3 separate regions of the Homo sapiens genome follow, and regions 1 and 2 are each linked to region 3. The links are chromatin contacts, found by Hi-C or POLR2A ChIA-PET in ENCODE. All regions are on one chromosome and are shown on one strand. The core of a region is the stretch at or near the end of the contact, and the rest is flanking DNA. Distances in the headings are between cores, read along the strand shown.

Region 1 (3,737 bases), core at 1,010-3,509, 68 kb after region 3:
CCATACTCAGCTAATTTTTAAACTTTTGTAGAGACAGGGTCTCCCTGTGTTGCCCAGGCTGGCCTCGAACTCCTGACCTCAAAAAATCTTCCTGCCTTGGCCTCCCAAAGCACTGGGATTATAGGTGTGAGCCATTGCGCCTGGTCATAAATTCTTGTTTTTTTGTTTGTTTGTTTATTAGAGATGGAATCTCTCTCTCTTGACCAGGCTAGAGGGCTGTGGTGCGATCTCAGCCCACTGCAACCTCTATCTCCTGAGCTCAAGCGATCCTCCTTAGCTTCCCAAATAGCTGGAACTACAGGCATGTGCCATCACGTCCAGCTAATTTTTGTATTTTTAGTAGAGAAGGTTTTACCATGTTGGACAGGGTGGTCTCGAACTCCTGGCCTAAAGTGGTCCACCTAGCTCAGCCTACCAAAGTGCTGTGATTACAGGCGTGAGCCACCATGCCCAGCCTCTAAATTCTGTTTTCTATTCAAAGTAAAAATGACATGTGTTTGAGTCATCCACTTGCTCATTTGCATATGGAATATTGTATGTGAATATTTTATTACACCCTTAAAATTAATTTTCAAGGGCTATATGTAGAGCTCAGAAGAAACATCTCTGCTGCTGAAATCAAACCTGGTCCAAAAAACGTCACAACGGAGGAAAGGAATAGATGGCTCTCGAGGACAAGATAGGGACTCTTAAAACACCTGCTTGGCCATGGTTGATTGACATTTGAGTGATCTGGTAGCCCAACACACCCTGTGAAGTTCAGGTGAACTGAAATGGGCAGGTGTAGGCTACACACCAGTCTGAACCAGCACAACCAAGAGTTGTTTCTCTTTTTTTTCTTTTTCTTTTTCTTTTTTTTCTTTTTTTTTTTTTTTTTTTTGAGATGAAGTCTTACTCTGTTGCCCAGGCTAGAGTACAGAGGCACAATCTCGGCTCACCACAGCCTCCGCCTCCTGGGTTCAAGCAATTCTCCTGCCTCAGCCTCCCAAGTAGCTGGGACTACAGGCATGCACCACCATGCCTGGCTAATTTTTGTATTTTTAGTAGAGATGGGGTTTCACCATGTTGGCCAGGCTGGTTTCGAACTCGTGACCTCAGGTGATCCACCCACCTTGGTCTCCCAAAGCGCTGGGATTACAGGCGTGAGCCACTGCACTTGGCCAGGAGCTGTTTAAGCCATCAGGAGACATGCTGACCCACTAGAAGAGGCTGCTACGCTCATTTCTTCCACAAACGTTTACTGGGCACCTACCATGAACCACCACCTCCCAGCTCTGTTCTGCACCCAGAGGTTGGAGGAGAGTTTATAACCAGGCAGTCTCTGTCGCTGTGAGGTTGGTGGTGAGGTGAGTCTGCCAGAGGGCCTGCCACCAGTTTCAGAAGAGCCTGCAGCCTGCATCTGATTTCCTCAGCCACAACCTTGGGACTTCAGGAAAAATCAGAAGGTCCCAAGTCTGAAAAATGAAGAGGTGGGGAGTGGGCAGCAGGGGTTTTAGGTCAGGAAATGGTAGGAAACCTGTAGTTGTGGCTCATAATCCTAGTGGGATATTAGAACCCTCTTCATTTGTCAGAACAGATTCCTGGGGTCTGCTCCCAATTATTCACACGGTGGTTCATGCCTGGTAATCCCAGCACTTTGGGCGGCCAGAGGCAGGCAGATTGCTTGAGCCCAGAAGTTTAAGACCAGCCTAGGAAACAGACCCCATCTCTACAAAAAATTCAAAAAGCCGGGCGTGAAGCCCTGTTTTTTTTTTTTTAAAAAAAGAGTCTGCTGGTGATGTCTGGGCATGTGTCTGCTTCACAGTCCAGTGTTATGATCAGTAGCTGTGATGGACAATGAACATTGCTGCTTGTTCAAAATGAAGAAAAAAAATATCAAAGAAAACCAGGTTTGGAAGTTTCAGATTTGGAAAAGGAGCTGGGCCAGCCCATCTGGAATAGCTGAGGGGCCCTGTTAGCCCCACCCTACCCCACCCCACCCCCGTATGCAGCATCTCTGGCGGTGCCCAGAGGCAAGCCCCCTTCAGTTTCCCACCTCTCACTCTGCCTTCCAGAGCCTAGTCAAGTTTTAAATTCCCAGGTCCACTCAGCAGAACTTGCTCCCTTCTCTGACTGCAGTCTCATAATGAAAGGAGAGGTGCTTTCAGTTGGGTCATTTGGTAGCGTTTAGGCTTAGAAGTTACTAATTTGGAGCCGTGAGTATATGTGTATAAGCTAGTAACACGTGATGGTCAAGGGAAGTACTACCATTTCCTGTGGGTTATTAGGGCCTCCAGCTGTTATGAGGACACACTGGGGAATCTCAGCTTTAGGGAGTCGATGATGTAACTGGAGAAAGGCAATGCTGCCCTCATAAAGCAATCAGAAACGAGATTCCACCTGCCAAATGCCAAGAGGCAGCAAAGTCCATGAAGAGAGCACTGTATACAGTCAGATGACCTGGGCTCACTAGCCTCTAAGCATAGTCTTGGTTTCCTGCCTGTAAATTGGTAGAATAAGACTGATTTACTGGGCCTGGCATGGTGGCTCACACCTGTAATCCCAGCACTTTGAGAGGCTGAGGCAGGAGGATCCCTTGAGCCCAGGAGTTTGAGACCAGCCTGGGCAACATGACAAAACCCCATCTCTCCAAAAATACAAAAATTAGCCAGGCATGGTGGTGCACACTTGTAGTCCCAGTAATTAGGGGGCTGAGACAGGAGGATCACTTCAGCCTATGAGTTTGAGGCTGCAGTGAGCTGTGATTGCGCCACTACACTCCAGCCTGGATGACAGGACGAAACCTGTCTCAAAAACACCAAAAAACAAAAACCGGTCTCCTGGGGTCATGGTAGCACAAACGCACATGACTGAGTGCTCAGGGGTTCTGAGGCTTGTCCGCTGACCTGGGGCTCTGGCCCTGGGAGATCTGGGGGACCTGCTGTCCTATATGTGATGCTTTGAAAGAAAGGGGCATCATTCCAAGCCAAGAGGCCCCAGAGAGGGCACCGTGCGGTGTTCAGGCTTCTGTGAGGCCCCAGTGAGATCCTGTGGCTGTGCCCCCATCACCTCCACCCACTCTGCCCTCCCACTAGCTGCCCAACGGATGAATCAACGCCTTGGCAGAGTTTTCCAGCAGGGCCTTGCAGAGAGTGTGTGTGACCTGTGTGGCCACTGCCTTGGGGACGGGTGAGGAGTTAGCCTGGAACATTCCAGCGTGGGCATTATTGTCCTGTTGCAAGTTCAGGGCAAAACCAGGAATCCAGTTTTGTCGATCCAATTGAGAAAACATTTCATGAACAACTACTTGTGGCATGCATTGGCACTCGGAATAAAGCGCACTATTGTCACTAGGTTGGCATTTCTTTTTCTTCTTTTTTTTGTTTTTTTATTTTTGAGACCGAGTCTCACTCTGTCGCTCAGGGTGGAGTGCAGTGATCTTGGTTCACTGCAACCTCTGCCTGCTGGGTTCAAGCAATTCTCCTGCCTCAGCCTCCCGAGTAGCTGGGATTACAGGCGCCTGCCACCACGCCCGGCTAATTTTTGTATTTTTAGTAGAGATGGGGTTTCACCATGTTGGCCAGGCTGGTCTCGAACTCCTGATCTCAGGTGATCCGCCTGCCTTGGCCTCCCAAAGTGCTGGGATTACAGGCGTGAGCCACCGCATCCAGCAAGGTCAGCACTCCAGACTAGGTTGGCTGTGGAAGACTGGGTGTTAATAAGGGGTTCCTAAATCCAGGATTCTGTGCTCACATTCA
Region 2 (3,525 bases), core at 1-2,500, 100 kb after region 3:
CTCCCCGGTTCAAGCAATTCTCCCTGCCTCAGCCTTCCATGTAGCTGGGATTTCAGGTGTGTGCCACCACGCCCACCTAATTTTTGCATATTTAGTAGAGACGGGGTTTCGCCATGTTGGCCAGGATGGTCTTGAACTCCTGACCTCAGGTGATCTGCCCGCTTCTGCTTCCCAAAGTGCTGGGATTACAGGTGTGAGCCACCACGCTTGGCCTGAAAGTGGGATTCTTGAATCTTATGCCACAGCTCGCAAGCTGTTAAGTCCTGGGACCAGTGCTTTTAATCTCTCAGCCTTAGTCTTCTGTTTGTAAAATGGAGATGATGACACCCGGAGGTGTGGGGCTTCCAGGATAAATTAATGTCACTGTGCAGATCAAGCAACAAGCAAGTGCGTACCAAGTGCATGGCACAGCGCCTGGCACCTGGGAAATGCTGGGGGATATTAGGGGATCTCACAGGTGCCCAGAGACAGGTGCACTGAGGCAGAGACTGTCTGGGACTACAGCCTGGAGGTGTATGGCTGCTCTGAGGGGTAGGGATTTATCCTGCCTTGGTTTCAATTTGCAGAGGCCTGTTCCTGAGTGAGTGATATTACCCATGAGGCCAGTGCTTTCAGCAACCCCATGAGGCTGGCATGGTCACTGTGCCTCTTGCAGGTGCCAGTGGGGAGAGAGAAACTCAGATCTATAGCTAGAATTGGAACCCAGATGCCTCTGGATGTTTTGAGAGGTTTGCACCATTTAAAATGTGAATGTCAGGCTGGACGTGGTGGCTCATGCCTGTAATCCCAGCACTTTGGGAGGCCAAGGCAGGTGGATCACCTGAGGTCTGGAGTTTGAGACCAGCCTGGCCAACACGGCGAAACCGTCTCTACTAAAAATACAAAAATTAGCCAGGTGTGGTGGCGGGCGCCTGTAATCCCAGCCACTCTGGAGGCTGAGGCAGGAGAATCACTTGAACCTGGGAGGTGGAGGTTGCAGTGAGCCAAGATTGCGCCACTCCACTCCAGCCTGGGCGAAAGAGCGAGACTCTATCTCAGAAAAAAAAAAAAAAAAGTGAACGTTTTTCCAAGGTAGGAGCTGAGAGAGGGATCTGGGAGAGGAGGGAGGAATCAAAGGGCCAAGAAAACTCTTGGTGGATTCTCTCCTTCATCCCCATCCTAGTCTTGTGCCTGTTTTCCTCCAGCGTCTGGGAGTGCCGAGTGTTCAGTTGACCCAGTTCTCCTTCTCTGCTGGAATTTTGGCATCTGGCCCATGTGTCCAGTTCATTCACTCAGCTATGATTTGCCAGAAGTTATAGAGTTTCCTATGTGTCAAGCAGGTGCCAGGCCCTGAGGACACAATGATGACACCAGAACCAGGCTCTGTCCCCAGACCCTGTGGTCATTCCTGTGGGGAGAACGACACACAACACACAACTGAATGCAGTTAGGATAATGTCGAGTGGCCAGTGCTGTGTGGAAAGTGCCGCAGAGGGAGTGACAGGGGTGGCCTGGTGGCCAGAGAAGGCATCTCTACGGAGGTGATGTTTGAGCTGACAAGAAGAAACCAGCTGGGGAGAAATCTCTTGTGGAATATTCCAGGAAGAGATAAGGCAAAGTCCTCAGGGAGTAGCCGTCGGTGCGGGACAGTGGGTGAAGCTAGGGTGAGGAGGAAGGAGGGGCCCCCTCAAGCCTGCCGGGAAGCCACGGAGAGCAGTTAGGGTTGATTCTGAGGGCAGATTCCAAGATTCTTCTGGAAATGAAAAAACTGCTTGCGTTCTTTCCCCCCCTTCCATCCTTTGTGATTTTGGGGGCTTCTTCTTTCTTTCTTCTTTTTGTTGTTGTTTGAGACAGGGTCTTGCTCTGTGGCCCAGGCCGGAGCACAGTGGCCTGGCACAATCTCAGCTCACTGCAACCTCCATGTCCCTGGTTCAGGCAGTCCTCCCGCCTCAGCCTCCTGAGTAGCCGAGACTACAGGTGCGCACCACCACGCCTGTCTAATTTTTCTGTTTTTAGTAGAGATGGGTTTCTCCATGTTGCCCAGGCTGGTCTCGAACTCCTGTGCTCAGGGGCTTTGTATTTTGAAACACATGTGAGAGGCTCTTGGAACTGGAAGGAAGGGTTGGTGCCCCCAGATTGCCTGAACTCGCTCTTGTATCCACTTCCTAGTTGCTGTGAAGGGGGAGGGGCTGCCAGGTACGGCAGATTTGTGTCCTTCTCCCCGCCACCTTGCTGGAGATACCTGGGAGTTTATACCATTCTACACCTGCAGGGGGGCCACTGACTGAATTAGGGGTGCAAAAGCCTGACCTCTTTGCCTCAAATAGAACAACACTGTGGTGCTATTTAAAAACAGCCTTCGGGCTGGGTGCAGTGGCTCACACCTGTAATCCCAGCTCTTTGGGAGGCTGAGGCAGGTGGATCGCTTGAGCTCAGGGGTTTGAGACTAGCCTGGGGCAACATGGTAAGACCCCATATCTACACAAAATTTAAAAAAGTTACCAGCCTGACCAACATGGTGAAACCCCGTTTCTACTAAAAATACAAAAATTAGCTGGGCATGGTGGCAGGCACCTGTAATCCCAGCTACTCCGGAGGCTGAGACAGGAGAATCGCTGGAACCCAAGAGGCAGAGGTTGCAGTGAGCCGAGATCACACCACTGCACTGCAGCCTGGGTGACAGAGCAAGACTCTGTCTTAAATAAATAAATAAATAAATAAATAGCTGGATGTGGTGACAAACACCTGTGGTCCCAGCTCTTCGGGAGGAGCAGGAGGATTGCTTGAGATTGGAGGATTGCCTGAGCCCAGGAGGTCAAGGATGCAGTGAGCCATGATTGCACCTCTGCACTCCAGCCTGGGCAATACAGTGAGACCCTGTGTAAAAATAAAAGATAGCCTTCTGTCTTGAGGTTCCCTCCCTTCATTAATCATGTGAAGCCCAAAGCCTGTCTCAGGCTCTGCTTCCAGGAGAGCCAGCCTCCAACAGGCCGATAGGGGCTGTGTGTTCTGTAGTCTAGAAATCGGGGTTCTGGGATCATGGAACCAGCTGACCCCTGGGGGCTTTTCCTTCCAGCTTTAAGAGTCTCTAAAGCTGTGTGATTTCCTCAAGTCACATAGCAAGTTATTGGCAGAGCCAGGCCCACAAACTACTCACAGCCTGAAAGCACTGGGGGCTGGGGGCTGGGGGCTAGGGGGATCTGCTGGTGAATGGTGAGTATGGTGCAGAGGCCAAGGCCCAAGCTGGAATACGGTGCAGAGGCCAAGGCCCAAGCTGTGGTTCATCCAAGGCTGTGCTCCCAGATGAAGCTCTGGATCTCAGGTAAGGCCCACTCTGCCGTAATTACTCCAGAGACTTTAGTTTCCTGAATTCTGCTCCCTTTACCTCTGTATTAGAATGATTCACACTAAAGTGTGAAAGATTGTCAGCTCAGAACCCTCCCAGAAGCAATGCATCCTGAAAAGAAAGTGCTTGTTAACCCACATCAATCTCTAATTGAAGGGACTTTTTGACAGGTATAAAGTGAGTTGGAAAAACGCACACAG
Region 3 (3,934 bases), core at 223-2,722:
ATAGCCTAGGTGTGTAGTAGGCTAAGTACACCCTACGATGTTGACACAATGGAAATCGTCTAATGATGTATTTCTCAGAATGTACTCCAGTTGTTGGCAGGGTATGGTGGCTCATGCCTATAATCTCAGCATTTTGGGAGGCTGAGGTGGGCGGATCACTTAAGGTCAGGAGTTCGAGACTAACCTGGCCATCATGGCAAAACCCTGTCTCTACTAAAATTATAAAAAATTAGCTGGGAATGGTGGTGCACGCCTGTAGTTCCAGCTACTTGGGAGGCTGAGGGAGGAGAATCGCTTGAACCTGGGAGGCAGGGGCTGTAGTGAGCCAAGATAATGCTACTGCACTCCAGCGTGGGTGACAGAGTGAGACTCTGTCTCAAAAAAAAAAAAAAGTATTCCAGTCATTAAATGACACGTGATTGTACTGATTATAATTTATTATTTATTTATTTTTTGAGACAGAGTCTCGCTCTGTAACCCAGGCTGGAGTGCAGTGGTGCAATCTTGGCTCACTGCAACCTCCGCCTCCTGGGTTGAAGTGATTCTCCTGCCTCAGCCTCCCGAGTAGCTGGGACTACAGGCACGCACCACCATGCCCAGCTAATTTTTGTATTTTTAGTAGAGACGGGGTTTCACCATATTGGCCAGGCTGGTCTCGAACTCCCGACCTTGTGATCCGCCTGCCTTGGTCTCCCAAAGTGCTGGGATTACAGGTGTGAGCCACCGCGCCCGGCTGATTATGACTGATTACACAATTTATTTATATATACTTTTGTTCATATGATACATTGCACTGAAAAATAAGAGTAATTGATAAAATATTTTAAAAACATAGACCACATTGTAACAGAGTAGTCTGAATTATATTACATGATTACCAATTCAAACTCCTGTGGGCTGAAGAAGAGAGAAGGATTATTACCTTGGTTCGATTTTTTCTGTTGTAGAATTTCTCATCAGGTTGTTCTGAACATGCCGGAACTGCAACATACCACAGGAATGAGAATATTCTTCCCCACCCCCACATCTATTGGCCTCTTGCTGGTCACTCCAAACTTTTGGCATACAAGAACATTTAGATTTAGTTTGTTTACCAGGTTTACCTTCCCTTCAAGCCAGCAGTGGGCTTTCAGGATGACAGGCCAAAGATTTGTTTTTGGGTTGGATGCTAATAATACTCACCTCTATTACTGTGCTTAAAAGTCATGCTAATGGTGTTCCAATAGACTACTGTTTATAGTCTCCTAGTCTGGAGTTCTAGAAATACAATTGTATGAGGCCACTCCTATTTCTATGTCGTACTTTTACTTTCTCTGCTCAAAAGAAGGAAAAAACAAAGTTCTGAAAAAGCAAACGTTATCTTTAACATCTTAGGAATGAAGGGGAAATTGGAGACAATTACTTGGACACTTAATAGGACCTCAAGAAATAGAATTGTCATTATATCATTAGAGGGCACTGTTGCACATTTTGTGATAGAGAACTGGTTTACTACTTCTGCTGTGTTCTTTTCAGGAAGCTCTTTTTATTTCCGTTTTGGTCTTGAACTGAGGCCATCATCATCTCGACAACACCTCAAGTCCAAAGTAAGCTGTCAATGGGCAAGATGCAGGCCAGTGTGCGCTTAGCATTTATTTTTCTCCTGTCTGCACCTTTTTTTTCACTTTTTCAAACCCTACAATTTATTCTACTCAGTGTTCCTCGCTAAAGCTGCTACCAAACCCTACCTGTAGCTTCCCCTGCTCACCTGCTGGTGGTAGTCCCTTTGCTTGATGAACTTGTCTACCACCTTCTCCACCTGTCTGTCACATTCCACCTGCAGATATTTGATCAGGGTATAGAGTCTCCCTGGCCCATAATAGGTCTCCACTATTGGCTGGTGGGTCTCCACAATGCGGGCAATCCCTAGAAGGGAGGAAGCAATAGGGTTATATTCCAAGTATTCTTCCTACAAAATAAACTTGCTCCCATCCAGGACTAACCGAAGGTCTAGCTCAATCCTTTTGGCTGCTTCACTTTCTAAAATGAACACAAATAGGCCTAGTCAATGCTAGGGGTTGCTAGGCAAATATGTTAAATATGTACAGTGCTTGGTACACCAGCAGGCATTTGGTAAGTTACATTGATACTGTTTTCTACAGCAGCATCTTTGGAAATCAGCATCACTCGCTTTCCAGTAATTTATTTTAGGGTTAAATTTATTCGTACAGAGTTTGGGGTTTGAGGGTTAGGTAGGATCAAAACACTGGAGAGACTCTAATCTTTGCTAATCAGGCACTGAATCTGGAAGTTATTTAATTCTCCAATCAATTAATACACAATAAACTACATGATTAAATTAAAGTCATCAGGCTAGAAGGGTGAGAAGAAAGGCTAGGATGCAGGTGTCATATACAGTCTCCAGTCTCTCTAGAGCGGAGAAAGAGGCTCACCTTCAAACAGAAGAGTAAGTGTATCTGCAAAGATGACTGCAGCTCTCCGATCACTCATGTCTGTCCCCAGCACCATGAGCAGATTCTCCTCAGCTTTACTGGCCACCTAAAAAAGGAGAAAACCCACACACATTCCTCAGAAAGGTCACCCTCATACCAGGTATATCTCAGTTTTCCAAAAATCCTCCCATTGACTTTCTTTTTTTTCACATTTCCCTTGATGTCTGGAAGCCCAGGCAGCACAGAGGAAACTCCCTTGAGGGACAGTCTGAGCCTCAGGCAGGACAAGGAAAGTGAGCATGGTGTAGCTCCTCTTCCATTATTTTCTTCTCTTGGAAAATATGGACTGCCATTAGCCAAGGGAGAGAGTCCCCAGTTTCAACAATCTTCTCAAAGGGTAACTTTCTATTATTTTTTAAAATAAGACAGAAACTCACTCTGTTGCTCAGGCTGGAGTACAAGGGAGCCACAGTCATAGTTCACTGTGGCCTTGAACTCCTGGACTCAAGTGATCCTCTCACCTCAGCCTCCTGAGTAGCTGGAACTATAGGCGAGAGCCACCATGCCCGGCTAATTTTTTAAAAATTTCTGTAGAGATGGGGTCCTGCTATGTTGCCCAGACTGGTCTGGAACTCCTGGCCTCAAGCAATCCTCTTGCCTCAGCATCCCAAAGTGTTGGAATTACAGGCGTGAGCCATTATGCCTGGCATGTTATCATTAACAGTGCTTTCTCAAGCACGACAAAACCTGGGTACTGCAGAAGGGACTTTTACTGGATTAAAGGTAGAAGCCATTTCTAGGTCCCAGATGTCAAAGTATACTGATAAAAAAAGTACCATAGAGCAGGTTTCCTTTTTTTTTTTTTTTGAAATGGAATTTCGCTGGTCGCCCAGGCTGGAGTGCAGTGGCACAATCTTGGCTCACTGCAACCTCTGCCTCCCCGGCTCAAGCGATTCTCCTGTCTCAGCTTCCCGAGTGGTTGGGCTTACAGGCACCCGCCAACATGCCCGGCTAATTTTTGTATTTTTTAGTAGACACAGGGTTTCACCATGTTGGCCAGGCTGGTCCTGAACCTCTGATCTGAGGTGATCCACCCGCCTCAGCCTCCCAAAGTGCTGGGATTACAGGCGTGAGTCACCGCGCCTGGCCTGTATTTTGTTTTTAATTAACTTTTTAGAATGAGTAAAATGCACACTTAAACATTCCAAAGGAACAAAGGAATATTCAGTGAAAAGTGGTTCTTCTTCTAACCTGTGTCTCTTAATTTCCCAATTTTCTTCAGAGGTGACCATTGTTAACCCTTCCAAAAGAAATCCTCTGCTTATACAAATATATCTTGATTGCTAACTCCCTCATTTTAAACAGGAATGACAACATATTGTTTTGTGCCGTTTAACAAACCACATGTTACAGAATAAAATATGTCAGCACTTAGGGAACGGTATCATTTTTCTTAACGGCATAATAATGGTCTGATAATTTTTTTGTGGGAGGGGAGTGAC

Evidence for each region. Hi-C counts contacts between places; a loop is a spot of excess contacts on that map. ChIA-PET counts read pairs that join two places held with the same protein, here RNA polymerase II (POLR2A). Pooled maps may share reads with other maps.
Region 1: a loop to region 3 is called in a pooled map, with 2.6 times the contacts of the local background. The contact joins two enhancer-like sites. A Hi-C loop is called at or near these places in 3 of 50 pooled maps. POLR2A ChIA-PET finds 5 or more read pairs at or near these places in 7 of 52 experiments (AG04450, BJ, GM10248 and 4 more).
Region 2: a pooled map shows a loop between it and region 3 (2.4-fold over the local background). The contact joins two enhancer-like sites. A Hi-C loop is called at or near these places in 2 of 50 pooled maps. POLR2A ChIA-PET finds 5 or more read pairs at or near these places in 2 of 52 experiments (activated naive CD4-positive, alpha-beta T cell and endothelial cell of umbilical vein).

The regions. Positions count from the first base shown.
Region 1 is chr16:70,574,337-70,578,073 of GRCh38, forward strand. SF3B3 (splicing factor 3b subunit 3) reads left to right here. Exons shown (of 26, transcript NM_012426.5): 26 at 1-3,332. Among named protein-coding and RNA genes, the nearest start is that of SNORD111, 38 kb to the left of the region's middle. RefSeq lists an enhancer at 1,336-1,405. Within about 2 kb of position 2,260, at least 9 of the 41 ENCODE cell types and tissues checked have a DNase peak (open chromatin) inside an H3K27ac peak, as active enhancers do.
Region 2 is chr16:70,609,166-70,612,690 of GRCh38, forward strand. It overlaps a transcript of IL34 not described here. Among named protein-coding and RNA genes, the nearest start is that of IL34, 36 kb to the right of the region's middle. Within about 2 kb of position 1,251, at least 5 of the 41 ENCODE cell types and tissues checked have a DNase peak (open chromatin) inside an H3K27ac peak, as active enhancers do.
Region 3 is chr16:70,507,484-70,511,417 of GRCh38, forward strand. COG4 (component of oligomeric golgi complex 4) reads right to left here. Exons shown (of 19, transcript NM_015386.3): 6 at 2,433-2,538; 7 at 1,748-1,905; 8 at 923-981. Among named protein-coding and RNA genes, the nearest start is that of COG4, 14 kb to the right of the region's middle. Within about 2 kb of position 1,473, at least 2 of the 41 ENCODE cell types and tissues checked have a DNase peak (open chromatin) inside an H3K27ac peak, as active enhancers do.